2 separate regions of the Homo sapiens genome follow, and region 2 is linked to region 1. Evidence: read pairs that join two places in POLR2A ChIA-PET (ENCODE). Cell type or tissue: PC-3. All regions are shown on one strand. Links, peaks and the distances in the headings refer to the core of each region. The heading gives the core; the rest is flanking DNA.

The links. ChIA-PET counts read pairs that join two places held together with the same protein. Peaks named below come from ENCODE experiments on the same cell type or tissue, not always from the same donor. Only the 100,000 strongest peaks of a DNase experiment are listed, where the experiment ranks them.
Region 2: POLR2A ChIA-PET joins it to region 1 with 9 read pairs; 1 of 35 experiments calls an interaction of 5 or more read pairs at or near these places.

What each region holds. Positions count from the first base shown.
Region 1 is chr2:1,680,781-1,684,780 of GRCh38, reverse strand. It overlaps PXDN (peroxidasin), which reads left to right. Exons shown (of 23, transcript NM_012293.3): 5 at 630-701; 6 at 1,054-1,125. Among named protein-coding and RNA genes, the nearest start is that of LALTOP, 57 kb to the right of the region's middle. In PC-3, for the core only: no CTCF peak of the experiment used is centred there; no DNase peak of the experiment used is centred there; H3K27ac peaks cover 23 bases.
Region 2 is chr2:67,666-75,487 of GRCh38, reverse strand. No RefSeq gene overlaps it. Among named protein-coding and RNA genes, the nearest start is that of FAM110C, 25 kb to the right of the region's middle. RefSeq lists an enhancer at 7,248-7,749. In PC-3, for the core only: no CTCF peak of the experiment used is centred there; a DNase peak (open chromatin) is centred at 3,657; H3K27ac peaks cover 1,339 bases.

The sequences.
Region 1 (4,000 bases), core at 1-4,000:
AATTGTTGAAGTATGGTAAATGGAAAGAAATAGAAACACTGGGTATTCTGTACAATCAACGACACCCGAGGAAAGATGGTCTCTTATTTAATGCTTCAGGACTGATGGAGAAAGTTGTGTGACATTCTTTTTGTGTTTCCTTTGTGGTCTTGAAGGATATCTTTGTATCTGATAATATACTCTGTGTCAAAGTATATGATGATGCCCCTGCCAAATTTATACACGAGTTAAAAGATTTGAGGGAAGGTATTCACCTATTTATGTATGTGCTATCATTAAAGTTATCCTTTTGATTTTTGCTTTTTTCCATATATTTTGGAAGTGAAAATGGCCGAGTCAGGCCAGGCCAGCACTGCCCTTCTCACGCGGTGTCAAGGACCTCAGTGAGCACCTCTAGGCCTCCCTCGCCCTTATCCAGTCACTAGGGTGGACATCTGTGCCTAGTGTTCAGTTGTATTTATTGAATCATTTGATAATTTTATGTATTGTTCATACAATGTAGGAAGTCTAGTGAGTGAGCTATCTATTGATATCTGAATTTGAAATGACTAGGAAAAAAATTTGGGCAAAAATCTGGATCTAAGAAAATAAATTGTAAGTTATACTTTTTTTTCTTTTAACTCCTCTAGATACCTGCACTTTAATCAGATAGAAACTTTGGACCCAGATTCGTTCCAGCATCTCCCGAAGCTCGAGAGGCTGTGAGTTGTGTGTTGTTCCTTGCCTTTCCATTCACAGAGCCCAAGCCTCAGTCACTGGCTTGGTTAGATTAAGGTCAATATCTACCAAACACCTGAAAACTGTTTCAATATAAAATCCATATTTCTAGTCTAACAATTTGGAAATAGGACTTATAATTTTCTCTTTAATTGAGAGTGTTGATAAAACAGGAAAAAAAAACCATTTCTTTTGTTTTCAGATTCATTTGTATTAAATAAATGTAATCACTGAGATTTTTTTAAAGCTGATATATATTTGACTGCTTATATTCTTTTCTACACATTTTAAGAAATATTTTTCAAAATTGGTTTGTTATAAAATCTCTTTCAACAGATTTTTGCATAACAACCGGATTACACATTTAGTTCCAGGGACATTTAATCACTTGGAATCTATGAAGAGATTGTGAGTATAAAACCTTTTGTGTTTTCTTTGCTGCAAAGCCTTCTTTCTCTCTGTTATCTATTCACCTGGTTCTTTTTCAAGTATTGTGAAATGTTGATAACAATCTGATTCTGAAAGAATGAGAATATATGGAGGGTGGATTGAATCCATTAGAGAGCAAAATGAAAAACATGTGGCTCAGACAATGTGGCAAGTAGTTAATCCTTTGATAGGCAATTAAGACTTAAAAAAATTTTTTTTCAGATAGGGTCTTGCTCTGTTGCCCAGGCTGGAGTGCAGTGGCATGATCACAGCTCACTGCAGCCTCAACCTCCCGGGCTCAAGCAATTCTCCCAAAGAGCTGAGTAGCTGGGACTATAGGCACATGCCACCATGCCCAGCTAAGTTTTGTAATTTTGTGGGTTTTTTTTTTTGGTTTTTCTTTCTTTTTTTCTTTTTTTGTGACAGGGTTTTGCCATGTTGCCCAGGTTGGTCTTGATTTCCTAAGCTCAAGCGATCTGTCCACCTCAGCCTCCCAAAGTGCTGGGATTACAGGCATAAGCCACCATGCCCAGCCATTAAAGACGATTTAAATCGTCTTTAAATTCATCAAATTAATTTTTAATTCCAGCGCATATTTTACTGGTAGAAATAAAACCAGTGTGGAAAGAACCTCTGTGCTATATTCTGTGTCTTTCTACAGCATACTAAGGAGGCTGATCTTTACCCTTTTTTTTGAGACAGAGTTTTGTTCTTGTTGCCAGTCTAGAGTGCAATGGCTCGATTTCAGCTCACTGCAACCTCTGCCTCCCAGGTTCAAGCAATTCTCGTGCCTCAGCCTCCCTAGTAGCTGGGATTACAGGCGCGTGCGACCACGCCTGGCTAATTTTGGTATTTTTGGTAGAGACAGGGTTTCACCATGTTGGCCAGGCTGGTCTTGAACTCCTGACCTCAGGTGATCCGCCCTTCTTGGGCTCCCAAACTGCTGGGATTACAGGCGTGAGCCACCGCACCCGGCCTCCACCCATTTTTTAAGGCTTCCAAATATACTTTTTGCTTATACTGAGCTATTTCTTATAATTAAGGCATTTTAGGACTGGTGGAGAAAGTTGTGACATTCATTTTGTGTTTTCCTTCATGGTCTTGAAACCGTTAGTTTCGGTTAGATATTACTGAGTGTATTCAGTAAACTAGACCTAGAAAGAAACAGAAAATGCCAAGAGACAAGCCTAACTCCAGAGTGGTCTTATGTGATTTGTTTTATCTCTTCAGTGAAATAAAGTGGAGTAAAACATAGACCTTCAGAACTATATGTGATTTTTTTTTTCCTTTAGGATAAAAATACCACAAGCCAAACTAAAAACTACATCCTGGGTAGGAAGATGGGATGAATACTTCCATATTTGATAGATAACAGAGAGGAGAAAGAAATCACCAGATAAATGCTCTAGAAAGTAGCCAAGACAAGTTTAGGGCAGACTGGTAACAGCCTGGATTATGCTGACAGCTGCCTTCTCTCTGTTCTCAGCCTCTCTCTGGGTGTCTGGCAAGGTCCCCCTCTCCTGTTTGCTCACTTTACTAAAGTTGCTCAAACACTACAACCCCAGATTGAGATTCTGTGATAGATTTACAGAGCTGCATCAAGAGAACACGCTGTGTCCTGGCTGCTGTCTGCTCGGAGCAGTCTCTAACCTCACATCCCTGAGGGGCCCCAGGCGGAGGAGGCCACGCCAGCTGCCCCACCTCTCTAGACCTCCTGAATAGCCCTCTCTGCTTCAGAGCAGATGAAGGTTGGGGGTCCTATGCTTCCTTGGGTGCCCTGAGCAGCTCGCTCCACCAGGACCGACTGGCCAGATGCCACATACCTGACTATGACCATCTGGGTCTTGCATGTGCCTGTGGTCCTGTACTGACCTTCAGCTGTGGGCACAGGTTGGGTGCCCTGGGCACGTGGCTGACACTGTCCCCCTCACAGCCTCCTCACCTGAGAGCTGTGCACCTGCTCACGGGGGAAAGGGTGATTCTGGTCGTGAGGCCAGTTCTGTGTTCCTGTCGCCTCTGGGCTCATGTCTGGGAGAACCTCGGATGGGAGGTGTAGCCTCCCCTTCCCCTCCTGGAGCCAGCGTCGGCCCCTAGAGATGCCCTCACGCTGCCGCCCTGGTGAGCACCTCTCGGGATCCCATCCCCATCTCGGGGGTGCCCTGGGGCCACCTCATTGAGGGTTAATAGTGAGCACGTCTGTTGCAGGACTTTTCCCTAGTTCAGCGAAAGATGGGGTCCTTGTTACATGGCCACAAAAATTTAGGCTCGCAGACTATTTGAAGAGTGAGAAAAATGGGATTTATTGGGCAAAAAGGAAAAAAAAAAGGGAAATAGAGACCCTCAGCAAAGCAAGATAGTGTGTTTCCTGCCATGGGCTTCCTGCCTCACAGATTGAATTCCACCCAGGAAGAGGAGGGCCAGGCTTCTCCCCGCCGCAAATGGCACAAACCTCTGTGGGCTCCACCCCAGTGTGCACCCCTCCCAGTGCACAGGCCGGCTGGAGGGGCCTGGGGACCCCTTCCCACCTGGCTGTCTCACATCCAGCTGCCAGCCTCTTCCAACCCTTGCCCTGTAGCCTGTGTTTGCTACCTGGAACTCCTCTGTCCCCCAGACAACTTCTTCCCCGTGTGCGGAGACAACACTTTTCCCAGGGTGCAGGCACATCCTGCCCGTGTTCCCCTTGTTGGGACAGGATGTGCCACTCACTAGAAACTTTCCAGGTCAGCTTGGACCTCAGGAAACTTAGGTGTGAACCCCAGCCAGGAGATGCAGCCCCCCTTCCCACACTGCCTGGGAAGCCTCAGGCCGGAGGGAGATGATGTAGAACTGTCCTGCCCGTGATGATGGGCGTTGA
Region 2 (7,822 bases), core at 1,851-5,850, 1.6 Mb after region 1:
CAGTCCCCTGACAATCTTTAGGTTTCTAGGGCCCAGCGGTTTGTTTCTGACCAACTTTGGGTTTTTTGACTGCATGGGTCCTGTCCAGAACAATGAGCCAGAACAGTGACCCAGAGCCTAAGACTGTGACTCGAACTTGCTCCTGCTCCACAGCATCAGGACAAAGTGTGCTGTGGGGGTTCAGACTCACCATGCATCCCCTGGCTCCCAGGGTGCCTATGTCGTGAGTAGACATATGTGCAGGCACATCTGTTTGTTTTGGGTAAGTCATTGCCTTACTGTTGGGCAGCCAGCCAGAATGCTCACAGCTTTATACAGAAGAGACTTGAACCCAAAATTATTTCTTTGATGGAACCACAGAATAATTTATCCTTTACAGTTACGTTTGTTAACCCCCAAAATTTGAGACAGGTCTCAGTTAATTTAGAAAGTTTATTTTACCAAGGTTGAGGACATATACCCTTGACACAGGTTCAGGAGGTCCTGATGACATGTGCCCAAGGTGGTCAGAGCACAGTTTGGTTTTATACATTTTAGGGACATATGAGAAATCAATCAATATATGTAAAATGAGCATTAGTTCGGTCCAAAAAGGTGGGACAACTTGAGGTGAAGGCAGGACAAATTGAAGCAGGCAGGGGACTTCCAGATCACAGGTAGGTGAGAGACAATTCTTCTGAGTTTCTGATGAGCTTTTCCAAAGGATGCAATCAGATATCTATTTATCTCAGTGAGCAGAGGAGTGACTTTGAATAGGATGAGAGACAGTTTGCCCTAAGCAGTTCCAAGCTTGACTTGTCCTCTTAGGTTAGTGATTTCAGGGGCTCCAAATATTTTCCTCTCACACATCTATACTCACAAACATAAACATACTGAGGCCCTTAATAATTTATTGCTTTCGTACATTTTCTAATTGGCTTAGTCACTGAGCTTGCAGGCAGAAGACAGCACAATGCAATCACTGAGGCCAGTGCTGGTGCTGTCGCACAGATTTTCATTTCACCGTCCTCACAAATGTGAAAGAGCTACATCAGTCAATTTTCAGAATTACTTTAGTTTTTAAAGAAGACAAGAATTAAATAATGTGTGAGGAAACTCCTTGCCAGCCATTTTAATTTTTAGAGAAACTAGGAATGTGTACTAGGGAGGAACGTCTGCATCCATGGTGCAGCCCTGCAGGTCTCACCGTACATGTGCCCGTTGCCCTGCAGTTTTGCAATTCCCTTCATTCAAGAGGTGGAGGCCCCTTCCCTACCCTGAAGTTCAGCTTGAACATAAGACTCATGGTGGCCAGAAGAATGTTAACAGACCTGGAGCAAGCAGAGGCCTGAGGAAGCCCCTGTGGATTTGTGTTGCCTTTCTTGCTTCTCTGCGATCCCTTCTTCTAGTGACAGACCTCAGGCAGTGTGGAGTCTTTTCATTGTTGTTTTAAACATATTTCCACCTGGGTGTATGGCTTATGCCTGTAATCCCAGCGTTTTGGGAGGCCAAGGCAGGCAGACTGATTGAGCTCAGGAGTTTGAGACCAGCCTGGGCAATAGGGCAAGACCTCCTCTCTACTAAAAATACAGAAAAATAGCCAGGCACGGTGGCACATGCCTGTGATCCCAACTACTCTGGAGGCTGAGTTGGGAGAGTCCATGGAGCCAGGGGTGGTGGGGGGGTAGAGGTTTCAGTGAGCTGAGATCAAGCCACTGCACTCCAGCCTGGGTGACAGAGCCAGACCCTGTCTCAAACAAACAAAATTATTTCCATTGTAACTCTAATGTTAATAGGAAAATAGTATGAGGGAAACAGACAAGGAGGGAAGATGTAAAAGGTATTGTGTATATTCTACATAAATATCCCAGAAACAGTTTGTGATTTCCATCAACAAGCCCTAAGACAACACTCCCTTCCTAAATCTGCAGTGGACCTCCTTTGTCTAACACCACAGGTGCCCTCCTCCCTTCACTTGCCTTTCAAGCTACTCTCACTGAGAGCAGAAATGCCATCTTCCCTAAGTTCTCTTCTACTTGCCATGGCTCAGCCTCTCTTTGTGACTCCTGCCAAGGACCTCCGGGGCACTTCTCAGGGTGCTGTTGACAGCTGCATGCTAAGGGCAGCTCACCTGCCTGCCAGAGTCACCTTGGGGAGCTCAGAGCCACAGGAACTTTCTGGGGCTTACTTGTCAGTCTCAGCCCAAGCACTCTTCCCTCTTGGTCTTGCACAGCACTCATTCTGCTGCCCCGCACAGGCGAATGCCCAGAATGGAACAGAACATAGTTTATTTGCCCTGCCCTCACTGCATTATACTTTAGTGACACAGCTAAGATGACAAATGTATTTTCAGGGAGGATTTATGAAAACCAGGCATTAGTTTGGTGTTATTCTATTACTACGTAGGAGAATTGGATGGAGTATCCTTTTTTAACGAAATTGTTTACTGTCAAAGAGAAACAACACCAGACACATGTTAAAGGTAGCAAGACAGATTTTATTTAGACTACTGCAAAAGGGGAAAGAGACTCCAGGAAACACCGAGCTCAACCCCAGCTAAGATGAAGGTAACTGGGGTTTCTAAATGGACAACAGAGAGGAACCAATACGGGGCCATGAGGAAGTGAGAAAGGGGGAACAAAAAAAGGGGTTGGGGTACAATGGGGAACCAAAAGAGAGGGCTGTGTGGAATAGAAAATGATGGAGGGAGTGAACGGAAGATTATTAAAAACATTTATGGTTGTGGGTTGGGACTGAGTACATTTTGCAGTTTCGCAGCGTTGGATTTGTTGAGTGGACTCATTATGGCGGGGTCGCTTAGGGGACACAGCCGAGAACAGTTCTGGAAGCATGGCTGAGGTATGGTCGAATCTCTCAGCAGTGTTTAGGCAAGGCCTTGGCTCTTCAAGGAAGTTCAGAGTTCATATTACAAATACCAGAGTATATGGATGCAGGTTGTATTAGTTTTCTACTGTTTCTGTAATAAATTACCACGTACTTTGTCACTTAAAGGAACACAAACGTATTATCTGAGAGCTCTGGAGGTCAGAAGTCCAAAAGGGTCCACAGGACTGCATTCCTTCTGAGGCTCTGGGAAGAATCTCCCAGTGGGCCTCTTCCAGCTTCTAGAGACTGCCCAAATTTCCTGGCTCACAGCCTCTCCTCCATCATCAAAGCCACTACCATGGTATCCTTTCTCTTCTCTGACCTCCGCTTTTATCCTGACATCTCCTTCTGACTCTGACCCTCCTGCCATCCTCTTGTGAGGACTCATGTGATGATGTTGAGGCCACCCAACAACCCAGGGTGATCTCCCATCTCAAGGTTCTTAATCACATCTGCAAGTCTCTTTTGCCATATGAGGTGACATATTCTTAAGCTCCAGGGAATAGGATGTGGGCATCTTTGAGGGGCTATTATCCTGCCTACAATAATGATTAACAAAAAAAGCAAGTGGTGACTTCTGAAGTGTAGTTATACGTAGACAAGATCTTAACCACAGCGTGTCAGGATTCTTTATCCTTACCTCAAATATCTATGATTGAGAAGGAGGGTGTTCTAAGTTGTTCATTTGGCAGTCTTTCTAGCTCCTACAATAGAAAGAATTCTGAAGAGTGTACCTGAAGCTACTGCACAGGTATGCCTCTCTCTACAAAGAACATTCTGTGGAAGGATTTGCAGACCTCAGAGAAGCTTATGGTTTTTATGATTCATCCTATGATGAATCATCTCAGGATAATTGTCCTCTAGTCTATTTTGGATTCTTTATGTTTTTATATTGTTAAAGTACATGTATCAGCTATCTATTCACCCAATAATGCTGCAAAATAGACTACCTCAAAACCCAGTGGCTTAAAACAATTATAATCTAAGATTGCACTCTACTGTCTGTTCAGCTGGTAATGGGCTCACTCAGGTGTCTGTGGTCAGCCTCAGATTGGGTGGAAGCTCTGCGATCCTGCTGGGATCACTACTTGGTTGGGAGTCAGCTGTCTGCAGACTTGTCTGCTATGATCTTGGCTAAGACAGCTGGCTGTGCTCCATGTGGTGCTCACATGCACATGCCTCTCCCATCCCTTGATTAAGTTAGTCTGGGCATGTTCTCAGGATTGCAGAGAAGCAAGAGAGGCAACACAAACCTACGAGAGCTTCCTCAGGCCTCTGCTTGATCCAAGTCTGCTAACGTCCTTCTGGCCACCATGAGTCTTATGACCAAGCTGAGCTTCAGGGTAGGGAAGGGGCCTTCAACTCTTAAATGAGAGGAATTGCAAAACCACAGGGCAATGGGCACAGGTACAGTGAGACCTGCAGGACTGCACCATGGATGCAGACGTTCCTCCACAGTACACATTCTTAGTTTCTCTAGAAATTAAAATGGCTGGCAAGGAGTTTCCTCATGCATTATTTAACTCTTATCTTCTCTAGTAGGGAGAATAATTCTCATTGATTGACGTGGCTCCTTCACAGTGCATGGATGCAAGTTTCTCACCATGGAGCCCAAGGGAACCCTACAGCACGAGAGATGGAGTTTTAAGAACAAAAGTAAGTGCTCATCTGCACAACTGGAATATCAATTGATTACTTTAGAAAATCTTCCTATAGACTTTCTTGGAAAACAATGTAGTTGGTGAGTAGTGGAGTTCAAGGACTCCAAGCTACCACACAGGTAAAGTTCTCTCCTAAATACCACTGTGGAGATTGCCAGAAATGTGCTGCCTATACCCTTAGCTGCTTTCAAACACACTTGCTAGCTTAGGAATCTCAAGGTTTCAGAATCGAGGGAAAGAAGATAGCTGAAAATAAAGGGAGAAAGCAAAGAAACTACCAACTATATCAGAAACTTTTCCACATATGGTCCTTGTCAATCCCTATAGAACCATGTGGGGAAAGTCCAATCATCTGAACGGTACTGATGAAGAGTTATTAAGTTTCATCAGTCCGTTTAACAAGTAAGTGACAGGGCCAGGCTTTAGCCCGAGACCATCGGCTTTAAAACCATTGTCTTTTCCAAAACCTTGCATTAATTCATAATCAGAGCCTGCTATATGTGGTCAGAAATTACAGCCAATGCATCCATGTGGCTACTTCTCCATGGTCTGTCAATGTCTAGATTGCCCAGAAAAAATTAGCTCAAAGCCAATAAACTTCCTTCTAAAGTACAAAATAAATTATTACATTGTAATGATTTCTAAAAATACACCTTTTATAGGTAATTTATTAATTAGGTTCCTGTTTAATTAATAACCAGTTCTTAGTCGTTGGTTTTGGAAACTTCCTAGTCCTTTTGATTCAGAGGGGACTGCAGTGTTTCTTACATGTGACACCATTAAGCTCCCGCTAAATCACACAGGCTGCGTGTCACTCAACCACCCACAGTAAATACGCCAAGCCATCGCCCTTTTCCCAATAGTGCCTTCATTTATTGGAAAAGCCATGGGCAAAACAATTAGGTTTGTTGATGTAGGTCCTTAGGCTCCAGAAACCTCATCTGTCCTGTCAGAACAAGTTCAGGTAACGTATGACTGCCAACTGCCTATATAAATCACATTTATTGAAGATTAACATGCACACAATGCCTTTAAAGTTTTATAGAGAGAATTACAAACATGTGACTGCAGTTTGACACCAATGTTTTCCTCCACCTGGGTTAAAATGTCACCATTTGAAGTGTTAAGATTAAGAACACCAGGTTCCTGTGAAGAAGGAACAATTGTGCTACTTTATCATTTTGACCAGCTTCCCATAATTTTCCTAAGGAGTCTTTGTGTGTGGACCAAAGATTTGGCTTGCTTCGGTGCCCACTGGGTAACCATGAGATAATGTTTCCACACGAGGAGCTTCTTGGACTGCCCCTCATAGGGCCCAAAGCAACCTCAGGCAGGTGTGTGGGATCTCCACTCTCCAGTGGCCCTGGCCCTGCTGAGGGCAGGTGCCTCCGGAGCCCTGACTTCCGCACAATCCTGGTGTTTTCTGTTCCGGGGAAAATGACTCAGCAGCTTCTTTTGTACCAGGAAGTCTCTTTTCCCTTTTTTTTTTTTTTTTTCTGATGAACTTCAAAGGTGCCTTGGGGTAATTACGTGAAAGAGAATAGAAAGCTAGTGAAAGTTCAGAAAAAGTGATGGGAGTGATTCAAAGTGCTAAGTAAATAATAAAACAAAAAAAGTTAAAGGAAATTATTAAAAGGAAGTGTTTTCTCATTATTATTGTAATACATTTTTATAAAGGGGAAAATGATCAGTTTTTCCATGAGTTTGTGAAAATTAACAAGAAGAATCAGGCTTAAATTAAAGCAGAGATATTTTGGTCAGCTGGAGAAAGGAATGCTGATATTTTCACCATTAAGATGAGTTACAATGATGTTTCTCTCTGTTGTGAGCAATGCAGACATAAAATACAGAAAATGTAGCCACCATTCATATTTATTAATAAAAATTTAATAAATATTTCATCTCTTTTCAACTTTTTTAAACACTAAAAAAGGCATTTTGTTGAGTTATGTTGTTCTTTTTGGACAAGGTCCTCTGAGTCAGAGTTTTGCAGGACGTTCATTGCTGTTCTGTGTGTGACACATGGGTGAGAAGGAGTTTTGCTGGACATTCATTGCTGTTCTCTGTGTGTGACACACGGGTGAGTGGGAGTTTTACAGGACATACATTGGTGTTCTCTGTGTGACACACAGGTGAGAAGGAGTTTTACAGGATGTTCATTGGTGTTCTCTGTGTGACACATGGGTGAGAAGGAGTTTTGCTGGACATTCATTGCTGTTCTCTGTGTGTGACACACGGGTGAGTGGGAGTTTTACAGGACATACATTGGTGTTCTGTGTGTGACACACGGGTGAGAAGGAGTTTTACAGGACGTTCATTGGTGTTCTCTGTGTGTGACACAGGGGTGAGTGGCATTTTTGCAGGATGTTCATTGCTGTTCTCTGTGTGTGACACACAGGTGAGCGGGAGTTTTGCAGGACGTTCATTGCTGTTCTTTGTGTGACACACAGATGAGCGGGAGTTTTGCAGGACATTCATTGGTGTTCTCTGTGTGTGACACGCACGGGTGAGCGGGAGTTTTACAGGACGTTCTTTGGTGTTCTGTGTGTGACACAGGGGTGAGTGGCATTTTTGCAGGATGTTCATTGCTGTTCTCTGTGTGTGACACACAGGTGAGCGGGAGTTTTGCAGGACGTTCATTGCTGTTCTCTGTGTGTGACACACAGGTGAGCGGGAGTTTTGCAGGACGTTCATTGCTGTTCTTTGTGTGACACACAGGTGAGCGGGAGTTTTGCAGGACGTTCATTGCTGTTCTCCGTGTGTGACACATGGGTGAGCGGGAGTTTTGCAGGACGTTCATTGCTGTTCTTTGTGTGACACACAGGTGAGCGGGAGTTTTGCAGGACGTTCATTGCTGTTCTCTGTGTGTGACACACGGGTGAGCGGGAGTTTTGCAGGACGTTCATTGCTGTTCTGTGTGTGACCAGGGGTGAGTGGCATTTTTGCAGGACGTTCATTGCTGTTCTCTGTGTGTGACACACGGGTGAGCGGAAGTTTTGCAGGACGTTCATTGCTGTTCTTTGTGTGACACACAGGTGAGCGGGAGTTTTGCAGGACGTTCATTGCTGTTCTCCGTGTGTGACACATGGGTGAGCGGGAGTTTTGCAGGACGTTCATTGCTGTCCTGTGCGTGACACAGGGGTGAGCGGGAGTTTTGCAGCACGTTCATTGGTGTTCTCTGCGTGACACACGGGTGAGCGGGAGTTTTACAGGACGTTCATTGGTGTTCTGTGTGTGACCAGGGGTGAGTGGCATTTTTGCAGGACGTTCATTGCTGTTCTCTGTGTGTGACACAC